Regions from separate parts of the Homo sapiens genome. Here region 2 is linked to region 1. A link is a loop called in an ENCODE intact Hi-C map of the cell type or tissue named here. Cell type or tissue: ascending aorta. All regions are shown on one strand. Links, peaks and the distances in the headings refer to the core of each region. The heading gives the core; the rest is flanking DNA.

Region 1 (5,000 bases), core at 1-5,000:
GAACAATAGGCTCACTGTGCAGCCTGGTTCCCTCAGGGACCTATGGCTGGGAGCAACGGAGGCTGGGGCCCATCCCATCAGGGGACCAGGGCCTACTTGGGGTGGCCAGGAGAGGTGACACCCCCAGGGACCCCTAAAGCCTGAAGAATCAAGACAAGGGGCCAGACACCTCCCTCCTGCTAGAGAATCCAAATCCTTCAGGTGTCCCACCTGGGGCTGAGACAGGATGGGCAAAAGGCCTCATCCCATAAGGCCCTTCCCTGGCTTCTGGAAGGAGGTGCAGTTGGGGCACTGGGGACCCTATTCCAGGCCTTGAGGCAGGCTGGGCCTCGGCGTGCTGCCGCCACCAGTCTGGGCAGGCTGTGGTGAGAGCCAGGTGATGATAGTGTCCTGAGCCCGCACGTACTTGAGCTCCTGGGCAATGGCGGCGATCTGCTCCACGCGGTCCTGGTGCGCAGCCAGGTCGCTCTCGAAGGCCTCGTGCTTGCGAATGAGGGCTTTGATGTCCGATAGTGTGGCCGTCTCGTAGTCCCGGTGCTTCAGCATGGCTTCCTTCCCTGGTAGGAGCAGAGAGACGCTTAGACCACAGCACGGCAGCTGTGGGGCAGGAGTCTGGAGGGGCTGTCCAAGCAGAGGGAGGGAAAGAGAGACTGTGGACCCCACATCCTTCCATGCCAATGACAGTGGCATGGAAACTTCCAGAATCTTCTTCCGTACCCTCCAGGGATCTCTAAGCCCAACTGTAACCTGGATGGACCTGGATGGACACTTCAGGGTTGCTCAGCCTGAGAGAGAGATTCCATCTCAACCTGTGTGTCCTAAACTTAGCAACTTTTGTTAGTAGGAAACCATACAAATCGGGCCGTGGTAGCACGGCTTAGAAAGGTAGCACCTGTTTCTGGAGGGCTTTGATCCGGAGAAGCACCCGGGGTCAAAGCCCATGTCCCAGCAGGCTTGGGGAAGGGGAAGCATCAGAGCCAGCTTCTTCTAGGACCCTGACCCTGCACCCGCACAGGTGGTGGTCCTCTCCACGTCTAAGTGCCCCACGCTGTCCTAAGGTGTCCTGTGTGCATTGGGGCGGGCCCACCATCAGGCCCTTTAAAGGAAAGGAGGAACGCTGTTATTAGTCCCTGATCCTGGCTAATTACACATCCCAGAACCAAAGCTCAAGGAAGCCCTGCAAGCAAGTGAAGGTCTTTAGGGAACCGCAGGGAAAATGCCAGCCTGGGAAGGTGGCTGCACCCCAGCTCCTACAGGGGCCCTGCCTCAGGCACACCACCTTGGGCTTCCCCCAAGTGGTAGCGGAGATCCCCTCAGCTCTGTCCCAGCACCTGACAGCTGCCCGCCCAGTGCAGCCACCGAGGCCTCTCTGGGCCTGTGCCTTCATCTGTAAAATGGGGCCAGCCCCAGTACCTGTGTGGCATGGAACTATTCTCAAGTTTCAGTGAGGTGGTGTTCGAGCACAGCAGGCATGGAGCCAGTACCAGCCTCACCTCAGCCTCTCCCAGTCTCAACTGTCAGGCACCTACCAGACTCCCCACAGGATCGGCTCTGGCACTGATGGCCAAGAAGTGGGAGGCCTGGGAGACTCTGGCTCCACCGGCCCTGCTGCGCAGCCCTGGGGCAGGAGGCTCAGCCACAAGGCGGCCTTGCAATTCCCTTCTCCAACTGCTTTCTCCCAGGGGCAGGAACCAGAAACAGCAGGTGACATCTCCCTCTGCCTCCGCAGAGTCCTGGCAAGGGTGCACCGAGAGGATGTGGGCAGCGGACCATTGCCACAGCTATCTGGGATCCAGGCCAAGGGACAACTGGAGTGGGGACAAGGGGTCGTTCGGGGTTGGTCGTATTCCCAGGAAATCAAGTCCCTCAGAGAAGCATCCACGACGACCCTCCCGCTGCGGGCTGTGGGGGATGGTGAGGGGTGTGGAGTGAAGGTGGCCCACCCACCCCAGGGCGGAGGAGGCCGCTACGACCAGACCCTGGGGTGTGGAGGGCCTGCCTGTCCTGTTTCACGTAACTGCTACTTGAGAGGACAGAGGCTCTGAGTCTTGGGAATTAGTAGGCCAGCCTGCCTGGGGGCTCTGGCAGACGCCATGGGCAGACCCGCGTGGATGCCCAGTCAGGTAGGGGTGGGGCAGGGACGTGTGGAGGCCGCTGAACCAGCTGGGCCCTGGCCGGAGACTGAGCTGGCTTCTAAACACCTCAGGTGAAGGCTGCCCCAGAGCCCTTCCCAGGGGAGGAATGCCAGTGGGGCCACCACACCCAGCCCCTTGGCCTCAGGAAACCATCTGCAGGGCCTCATGGAGCCCTGTAGAGGGACTGAAGAGCTGATGGGTGGGCAGAAAGACCCCCAGAAGGTTCAGCCACAGGGCGACGCCCAGGCCTCCATGGATAAGGACGGCTGGAGCCACCTGAGCTGTCTGTTGAACGAATGAGTGAATCCGGGAATGGATGGAGGCCACCAACCACACAAGATGGCATCGGTGCTAACACGCTCTCCTCACATGGGTGCCTTTCTGCCAGGCAAGAGGGAAGTGCGGCACCCGGCCTGGCCAGGCCCTTCCTCCCTCACTATCCACTCTCTCACTCGCACTCTTTCCTGGTAGCAAAGGGGCTGGGCTGCTCTGAGGCTGGCAGCTGCCGCGGGAATGGCGAGCTGAGCTCATGTGAGGAGGGCACAAGCTGGGCCGTGGCCAGGGCTGCAGGCCGTGTGGAGCTGCACACTCGCATGCGGGCCAGGGTGGGGAGGGGTGAGAAAATGCACTCAGGAATGCAAGGAAGGGCTCAGCTGGGCGGAGTGGCGGCCGGAGGGCCAGGGAGACTGTGTTGGGAAGGTGGTGGCCAGAGTGGGAGAGGAGTCCTGTGAGTGGCTCTTGTGGCTCTCCCAGGCACTGGCAGCTTTCTGAAGGCTTCCAGACCCCTGGGATCTGAAATCTCAACCTTGGCATGACCCAAAAGAGGGCCAGGGACGTGATGAAATCCCACATCTGGAGCCAACGGCCAGGCAGCTGCAGGGCTGCCGAGAACAGAAAGCACAGTGGCGCTCCTGCAGGGGGAGCCAGGCCCGGGAAGGAGGCTCTGGGAAGGGATGGGAGGTGGGAGGAGCTCACAGGTGGGCCATGCTGAAGGGTGGGCCGAAGGCAGTGGGTGAGCACTGTCTGAGGGTGAGCACTGGCTGTGGTCCGGCAGCAGGCCCAGGAGGCAGGCCCTCCTCTAGCCTGAGGGACGTGCCAGTGAACATGGGCTCCCCAGCCTTCCGTCCACGCTCACAGAGGTGTGGGAGAGGGAAGCCGACTCTGAACACAGGGTGCGGGGGATGGAAGAGGCCTGCCCCACACACTCGCCCTGGATGGGGAAGACACGCAGAGGGGACAAACAGATGGGTGTAAGGTCACTTCCCTGAAGTGCTGGAGGGGGCTTGGCTGTGTTCCTGGATGACTGACAGGGTCCCACCTCTGAGGCGAGGGCAGACTGGGCAACAAAGAGGACCTGGCCCCTGAATGGTCCCTGCTTTCTGGGGCTGAAGGAATCCAAAGCAGCATTTCTTTCCTTTTTTTTTGAGACAGGGTCTTGCTCTGTCACCCAGGCTGGAGTGCAGTGGTACAATCACGGCTCACTGCAGCCTTGACCTCCCTGGCTCAATCAATCCTCCCACCTCAGCCTCCAAAGTAGCTGGGACCACAGGTGTGCACCACTATGCCTGGCTAATTTTATTATTCTAAAATTTTTTTGTATAGGCAGGGTCTCGCTATGTTGCCCAGGCTGGTCTCAAACTCTTGGGCTCAAGTGATCCTCCTGCCTTGGCCTGCCAAAGTGCTGGGATTACAGGTGTGAGCCACTGAACCTGGCTCTAAAGCAGCATTTCTGACACACACACATGCTCCCAAGCAGCAAGAAAGGGCACCTGAGAAACAGACCCAACGTGGCAGGGGGCTGTGTGTGCACACCCATGCATGCCTGAGAGACAGGAGGGGAGCACGGGAGCGGGGCTGGGCAGAGTGGGGCAGAGCTGGGCCGTACCGTCAGTCCAGGCCTCGTGGATGGAGGCCTTCTGCCGGAACTTCTCTGCCAGGTGGTCGAGCCGCTCCAGCCTGCGGATCTCATTCAGCAGCCACTCCTCGTAGCCCTTCTCAGCCTGCTCCAAGTGCTGCCAGCCATTGTTGATGTCCTGGGGCAGGGCAGGAGCAGGCAGGGCTATCACAAGGAAGTGGAGGCACCCAGGGGGATGTCTCCAAGGGATGCTGATGGGAAGGTGGCAGAACTTGGCTGGGGTCATGTCTGTGTCATGCTTTGCTATTATACCTGGATGCCTACACAGGGCCCCCCAGCACTCAGCAGGTACAATCAATTCTGGATTAACAAAATGAATGCGTGAACGGGTGAGTGCATGAATGAATGGATGAATACCATAGATGGGGAGGTGGTACCGTCCAGGGCGCACTGCCCCTCCGCTGATGAAGGGCCTCAAGCACATGGCGGTCATGCCATCATGGCAGACCACGGCTCCAAATTCACACCACTCCACACCCACACAACCCGTGGCAAGGATTTGGGATGCGTATAAAACCCTGGGTGTAAAATACAGTGAGTGAGGGCCAAAGGGGAGCACAATGCCGAGTGAAGTGCACCCCTCCCCGACCACTGCATCCGAAAGGCCATGCCATGTCCCACAGGACATCAACAACTTAGGAAAGATTACGCTGGCCAAACTGCCCACAGGCAGTTCTAGGGCTGCCTCTGCCCCTCACAGCTGCTCCCATGTGAATCCTGGTGCTCACCGAGACCATCTTGCCCTCGGAGGGCATGAAGGCGGGCCGGTTGCTGAGGCGCAGCTTGGTCTGCAGCGTGTTGAAGTTGATCTCCAGCTGGCACTTCTCCTGCACCTTGGGCGGCTTGTGCACACGCCGGTAGTCGCGGAAGTCCTCCAGCTTCTGCTGCATCTCCTGGATAGTCTTTTGGGGCACACGGTCCTCCAGCCAGGGGATGGTGCGCCGGATCCA
Region 2 (5,800 bases), core at 321-5,320, 330 kb after region 1:
GACAGATGAGATGAGACGCATAAAAGATAAGGAGTCAGGGATGACTCCAAGATTTAGAGCCTGAGTAACTGGAAGCATGGGGTTGTCAATAATTTGTTCATCCATTTACTTTCAATATTTATTCATTTTTATTGTTTATATATATATTTTTTTTAATTTTCTGCCTTTCCACACTAGAATAGAAGCTCCAGGAGGAAAGGAACTTTTTGTTCACTGATGTAACCCAGTGCCTAAAGCACTGCCTGGTATACAGAAGGTACACAATAAGGACCCTTGAATGAACGTGTGAATCATGACAGGGCAGAAAGACTAGAATAACTGGGATTGAATTGACACTCATAGTTCCGGCCCAATTTTGTGTACCCGGTGTGTGGCATGGTGCCTGCTACACAGTAGGTGCTCAAGAATGTTCATAGAATAAAAACAAAACCCCTACCCTCCCCCAGCAGAGAGGCATCCTGGACACTCACCGTCAGAGGGCAGGGGGTCTCTGCAGTATCCTGGGAAGGAGAGGAGGAGGAGGAGGAGGAGGAGGGGGTGAGTGAGCCTGGGGCAGGGAGAGAGGCAGAGAGTGAGTTCCTTGAGCCCAGCTTCTCCTCCCGCTCCCAGGCCAGCCCACAGTGCACATCACCTGGGCTGCTCACCTCGACCCAGTGCGGCCAGCGCAGCCAGCAGGCTCTTCTGGAACTCATCAGCCTCTGCAGGGCTCTGAAACGTCAGTCCAAACTTGCAGTCACCCAGGCTCCAGTGGTGAAAGATGGGATTCACCTTGTTGTAAACCAAGCCTGGCTTCAGTGTACACTCCAAGGTTGTCTGAGGGGCAGAAGGAAAGCAGGGTCAGATACCCCAACCCAGACATGCCTGTGACGTCTCGTCCATCACCAGCCCCCATGCATACCCTAGTGTCTTCTCACAAACCTCATTTCCCAACCCTAAGTGTAACCCTGAACTCTGATCAACACTGATACGACTCCCCAGTTTTACTTGTTTTGTTTTTTGAAACAGTCTTACTCTGTCACCCAGGCTGGAGTGCAGTGGTGTGATCAGGGCTCACTACGGAATCAACCTCCCAGTCTCAAGTGATCCTCCTGCCTCAGCCTCCCAAAGTGCTGGGATTACAGGCATGAACCCCCACACCCAGCTACGCCCAATTTTACTGAACACACCTCTGATGCTCAAATATTTTCCCAACCCCTTGATCCCTACATTTTCCTAATACCTCCCTCTGATGCCCCTGTAGAAACCCCGAATCTTGCTGAATGGCCCAAAACATTGTTAACCCCTTTCTGATAACCCAACATCCCCCCTCTGGCTCAACAATACTTCCCAGACTTTACTGAACATCTCACAATATTATTGTGAATCCTCTTCTGATAATAATCTCTGGAAACTTTACCCAAAAAATATTCTCTCTCTCTTTTTTTTTTTTTTTTTCCAGATGAGCTCTCTCTGTGTTGCTCAGGCTGGTCTCAAACTCTGGACTCAAGCATTCCTCCGGCCTCAGACTCATGAGTGGCTGGGATTATAGGCACTGTACCCAGCCAGCACTTACTCCAAAACAGTCTTATCAGACTTCCACAGATTCCCCTTCAGATGCTAGCCAACACCCTATTGATGTTCCCTCAAATCCTTGCCTAGTATCACCATATTCCTTCACTCCATTTCAAATCCCTCCACTGACTCCTGCTCCAAAAAAAAAACCTTTCCCCCAAGCCTTTCACACAATCCATATCTTTCTACTACATCCCTAGCTGAAACTGATTCAACACTGTCCCTCCACATTGTGCCCGACAGCCCAGTTATTCCTGATGAACCCATGTATAGAATTGTCAACCATCTCTGACACTTTCAAATGGACCCCAGCAAATGCTTCACTATACTTAGGGCAGACAGGGGCCAGGTGGTGTAGGGCCTCGTGGCAAGGATCTCTGAGCAAGATGGAGGGTTTTGAGCAGAGGAGGGACATGGTGTGAGTCGGGGCGGGGGGGGGGGGGCAGTGCCCCCTGTGGAACAGCCTGGGGTTGGAGCGGGGAGGAGGAGCAGTACAGGGAGACAGCGAGGATAGTCTGGCTGGAAGTGGCAGTGGACAGGACCCTCCAAACACCCCATGTATCCTGCAATTCCCAACTCTTATCTACAGGACAGATATTCACTCCCAAACTTCACACCCCAGCTTGATTCCTAGGCTGGGAGGCAACCTGACCTCTGCTCCACATGCCAGCCCCTCTCCCCTCCCTCCCCAGGTCCCTACCCTCCCCGCATGCCCCAGGGTGGCTCACTTTCTGGTCCCGGAGGCGTTCCCCGTGGATGACGTAGTGCCCCTGGCGGGCCCCCCCCTCGGGCCTGGCCCCTCGGACCCGACACACGCTCACCTGGCTGAGGCCCCCGCCCCCCACAGGCAGCCAGCCCCCACTGGAGTCATCTCGGGCCATCACCACAGCTCGGACCCGCACCATGTACCTGCAGGAGGTGGGGGGAAGGACAGGGACAACACAGTCATGAGCTCAAACCCTGCTCTCCCATGGAATGTTCCCTCAACCCTCATCTCCCCTCCAACTTCATCTCTCACGTCCAGGTCCACTGCACCCTAAGCTAGCAATACCCACCTTCAACCCCATGGCCACCGTCTTCCACACAGCTCCTTTCTTCCTCATGCCATCTCTTCTCTCTCACCTCTATCTTCTTCTCCATGTCTGCCCTTTCTCTCTGTACCCACCTTTCCCCCATCTCTCCGTCCCCACCCCCATAGCCCTGGTGTTGCCCTTCCCTCCCCCTCCTGCTTATCCCTATCACCCCCTTCTCCTCCCTCAGCACATACCCACAGCCCCACCCAGTGCTCCCCCTCACAGCTGGGTGCCTGCGCATATATATTTTCTCTGGGCCCATCAACTCAGCTCCTGTTCTCCCAACCCTGCCTCCGCACCCTGTCGTCCAGGCCACAGGCTGGGTGAGAAACCCAGGCTCTTTCCCCCCCACCCACCCCTTCCCGGATTTATGAATGAGACCGGATGCAAAGCTCACTGAGTCACCCAGCAACGGGAGATGGGCAGGGAACAGGGAGAGAACCAGAAATGGCCAGAAAGAGAGGCTCAGAGGGAGACGGAGGCAGAGGAAGTCAGAAACGGGCGACCGAAGACACATCCAGAGAGCATTTCATTCACAAAAATCAAGGCTGCTCCCCCAGGCCCCAGCCGAGGGAAGCCAGGGGGGAAAGATGGGATGGGGGGGCAGATTGATCCTTCCTCCCTCTTCCCTTCCCGCCCCCCAGCCCCAGCATCCTTCAGAACCATTTTACCCCGCCCCCCAGCTCAGAGGACGTAGCCCTCCGCCCAGTAATCGGGATCAGTGTCCAGCCCTTCACTGCCATCCAGCACAGGGACCCTGGCGTCCCAACCTTAGGGACCCGGACGAGCTCTAGCCCCCTCCCCCACCTGCAGGCTGCTGGGTTTCCCGGGCCCTTCAGGAGGGGAAGGGGCGGCTGCAGCGCCCCCAGCCCCCTTTTCTCAATGGGATGGGATTTTGTGAATGAGCAGTCACGTGACGCTGCTTCCTTTGTCCGCCCGCCTCCCCCGACAACAGGTGAAGCAGGGAATGAGAGCAGGGGTCCCCCCAGGGCCTAGCTGGAATGGGGCACTGGCATTTCAGGGTGGCCTACGCTCCCCACACATCCTGTGTCCCCCGGGGGGAGTGGTCCTCAGCGTTCCTCAACGGTGAGGGTCCAGGACGGAATTTTGTGAATGGGGCATCCTCGGAGAAAGTCCAGACCCCACAAATGAAGACTGGTACCCTGAATGGCTGCCGCGCAGTTTGGGGGGTCCCCACTCTCTAGTCCTCCTAGCCGGGGCCTTGGGGGCGCCTGGGTGGGCAGAAGGCGCAGCGCGGTCACGGCCGCCCCCTCATCGGGGCAGGCAGTCTGTCAGCCCCCGCCCCCTCGCCCCCCTCGGCACCTGCCTGCGAGGCTCCGGCCGGGCTCCGAGCGGCGGCGACGCGGCCTCCTCCTCCTCCTTTTCGTTCCGGCTCCCTGGCTGGCTCCGGCGGCGCTGGAGACGGGCACCGGGAGCCGGGGCGAGGGGGGAGGGAGGGGGAACCTGGAAGACGGGTGGGGGGGGAAGGGGCGGCTTGGGGGAGGGGTAAGAGCGAGGCGGGCTTACTTGCCTGCTGGGTCCTAGAGCCCGGCACTAGCTCCAGAGAGCAACCCCCCAGCCCCCATTTTCTTAAGATCCAGAGGGGATCCCCCACTTTTCCACCCATCTGCGCCATTGGTCTCTAATGCTATGAGGAGGGGACGGGGCAGGGACAGGGACTGGTCTCAAGGTTCTAAAGAGGTGGTGGTCTACGCTGTGGCTTGGGTGCCTGGCAGAGTTCGATAAGGGGTGGGGCGAGAGGGGAGCCTTCACAAGTGGGTGGGGTTGGAGGGCCTGGGTATAAGGAGGTTTGGATGCTGCAGGCGAGGACTAGTGCGTGCGTCACGAAGGGGCGGGCCCACGGTGGATGGGCCTTCTCGGCGCCCGGGGGGAAGGAGAGGGTCTTGAGAAGCGATGTTGCCGGGTCTTAAAAAGGCGGAGCTTAGAGGTAAATTGCCTTAGGGGCGGGGCAGATGAGAGGTCCAAAGGGGAGGAGCGACGCATCGGTGTTCGCGTGGGCGGGGCCTCGGGAGGGAATGAGAGGGGCGGGACATTCTAAAGGGGAGGGGCTAAGGAGAACAACCCAAAGGGGTGGAGCTTAGAACCAGAAGGCCTGGGGGCGAGGAACAAGACCTCGGAGTATTTCAAGGGGAGACCTAGGTTCGTAAGGGGCCGGGCTCCCGCGGGCTCGCAGGAGGGCGGGGCCTCGAGCTCCGGGGGCGGGGCCTACATCTCGGGGTCCGCCCTAGTTGTCTCGCCCACTTGCCTTCACCCGCACCCCCGTTCTTTTCGGTTATTTTCTGCTACGGCAGTTCCCTGCCCTGCCCCGGGCCCAGGGCGCCGCGGTCTGAACTCTGCTCGGCTGGAGGACTCGGTGAGTGGGTTCCTCTGGGGGGAGGCGGGGCCAGGGCGGAGCTTGGGGACAGGGGTGGAGCTTGACTGTGGATGCCAGCTAGTAGACCTGGAGCGGGAAGAGGTTTAGGGGTGAGGCCTGAGGATCTGCCCCTGCCTGGGAAGAGGGCGGGACCCAGGTGCTCTAGAGAGAGGCGGGGAGTCGGAGAGTTAGAGGAGAGGACTGAGGGATCAGCATGACCAGCCAAGGGGACAGGCATGGAACCTTAGTACATAATGGGGCTGGTAGTGAAGTATCTTAACAGCAGCTGTGTTGGGGACATGGGCAAGAAGGCGTGAGTGTCGAAGGTCGGGGAACAGGAGTGCGACCTAAGGACTTGGGCCTGATCGGATCTTGGAGAACAGGGGCGGGGCCGGTGCGGACGCATTAGATCAAGTACAGCCAGCCTCGTAGGGTCCCCACGGCCCTGGCAGGCTGACTGGAGTAAATTTTTCTGACTAGTCTCCGAGCTCCGTCAGAAATGGGGAACTTGCAGTCGGAGCCATCCGCGGGCGGGGGCTCCCGAAAAGTGCAGCCCTCGGACCGCGCCCCCGACTCCCGCCGGACGTCCCTGGTGGAGCCCGAGATGACCTCCCAGGCCATGCGCCTGACTCGTGGGCTGGGTGTCTGGTTCCCTGGCAGCGCCACACCCCCGGGACTCATGGTACCCCGGGAGCCCCAGGCCTCACCCTCGACCCTGCCCCTCACCTTAGAACGGCCCTCTCCAGTGATGCCCCCTCCTGAAGAGGCGGCCGCGGTCTCTGCACCACCCCCGGCCCCCGCG

Evidence for each region. Hi-C counts contacts between places; a loop is a spot of excess contacts. Peaks named below come from ENCODE experiments on the same cell type or tissue, not always from the same donor. Only the 100,000 strongest peaks of a DNase experiment are listed, where the experiment ranks them.
Region 2: a loop joins it to region 1, with 2.6 times the contacts of the local background. A loop is called at or near these places in 4 of 110 quality-filtered maps.

The regions. Positions count from the first base shown.
Region 1 is chr19:38,717,095-38,722,094 of GRCh38, reverse strand. ACTN4 (actinin alpha 4) reads right to left here. Exons shown (of 21, transcript NM_004924.6): 10 at 4,779-5,000; 11 at 4,021-4,168; 12 at 407-557. All of the region lies in intron 1 of LOC107985291 (a long non-coding RNA gene), which reads left to right. Among named protein-coding and RNA genes, the nearest start is that of CAPN12, 25 kb to the left of the region's middle. RefSeq lists enhancers at 2,739-3,459, 3,494-4,339. In ascending aorta, for the core only: a CTCF peak has its summit at 3,041 (motif pointing right); DNase peaks (open chromatin) are centred at 2,816 and 2,924; H3K27ac peaks cover 4,590 bases.
Region 2 is chr19:38,386,959-38,392,758 of GRCh38, reverse strand. It overlaps GGN (gametogenetin), which reads left to right and starts at 4,725. Exons shown (of 4, transcript NM_152657.4): 1 at 4,725-4,784; 2 at 4,937-4,998; 3 at 5,479-5,800. The coding sequence starts at 5,498. It overlaps SPRED3 (sprouty related EVH1 domain containing 3), which reads right to left and starts at 4,062. Exons shown (of 6, transcript NM_001394336.1): 1 at 3,952-4,062; 2 at 2,280-2,460; 3 at 645-813; 4 at 471-547. The coding sequence starts at 2,456. RefSeq lists silencers at 2,936-3,230, 4,690-4,929. In ascending aorta, for the core only: no CTCF peak of the experiment used is centred there; DNase peaks (open chromatin) are centred at 2,978, 3,458, 4,578 and 5,038; H3K4me3 peaks cover 3,033 bases; H3K27ac peaks cover 3,599 bases.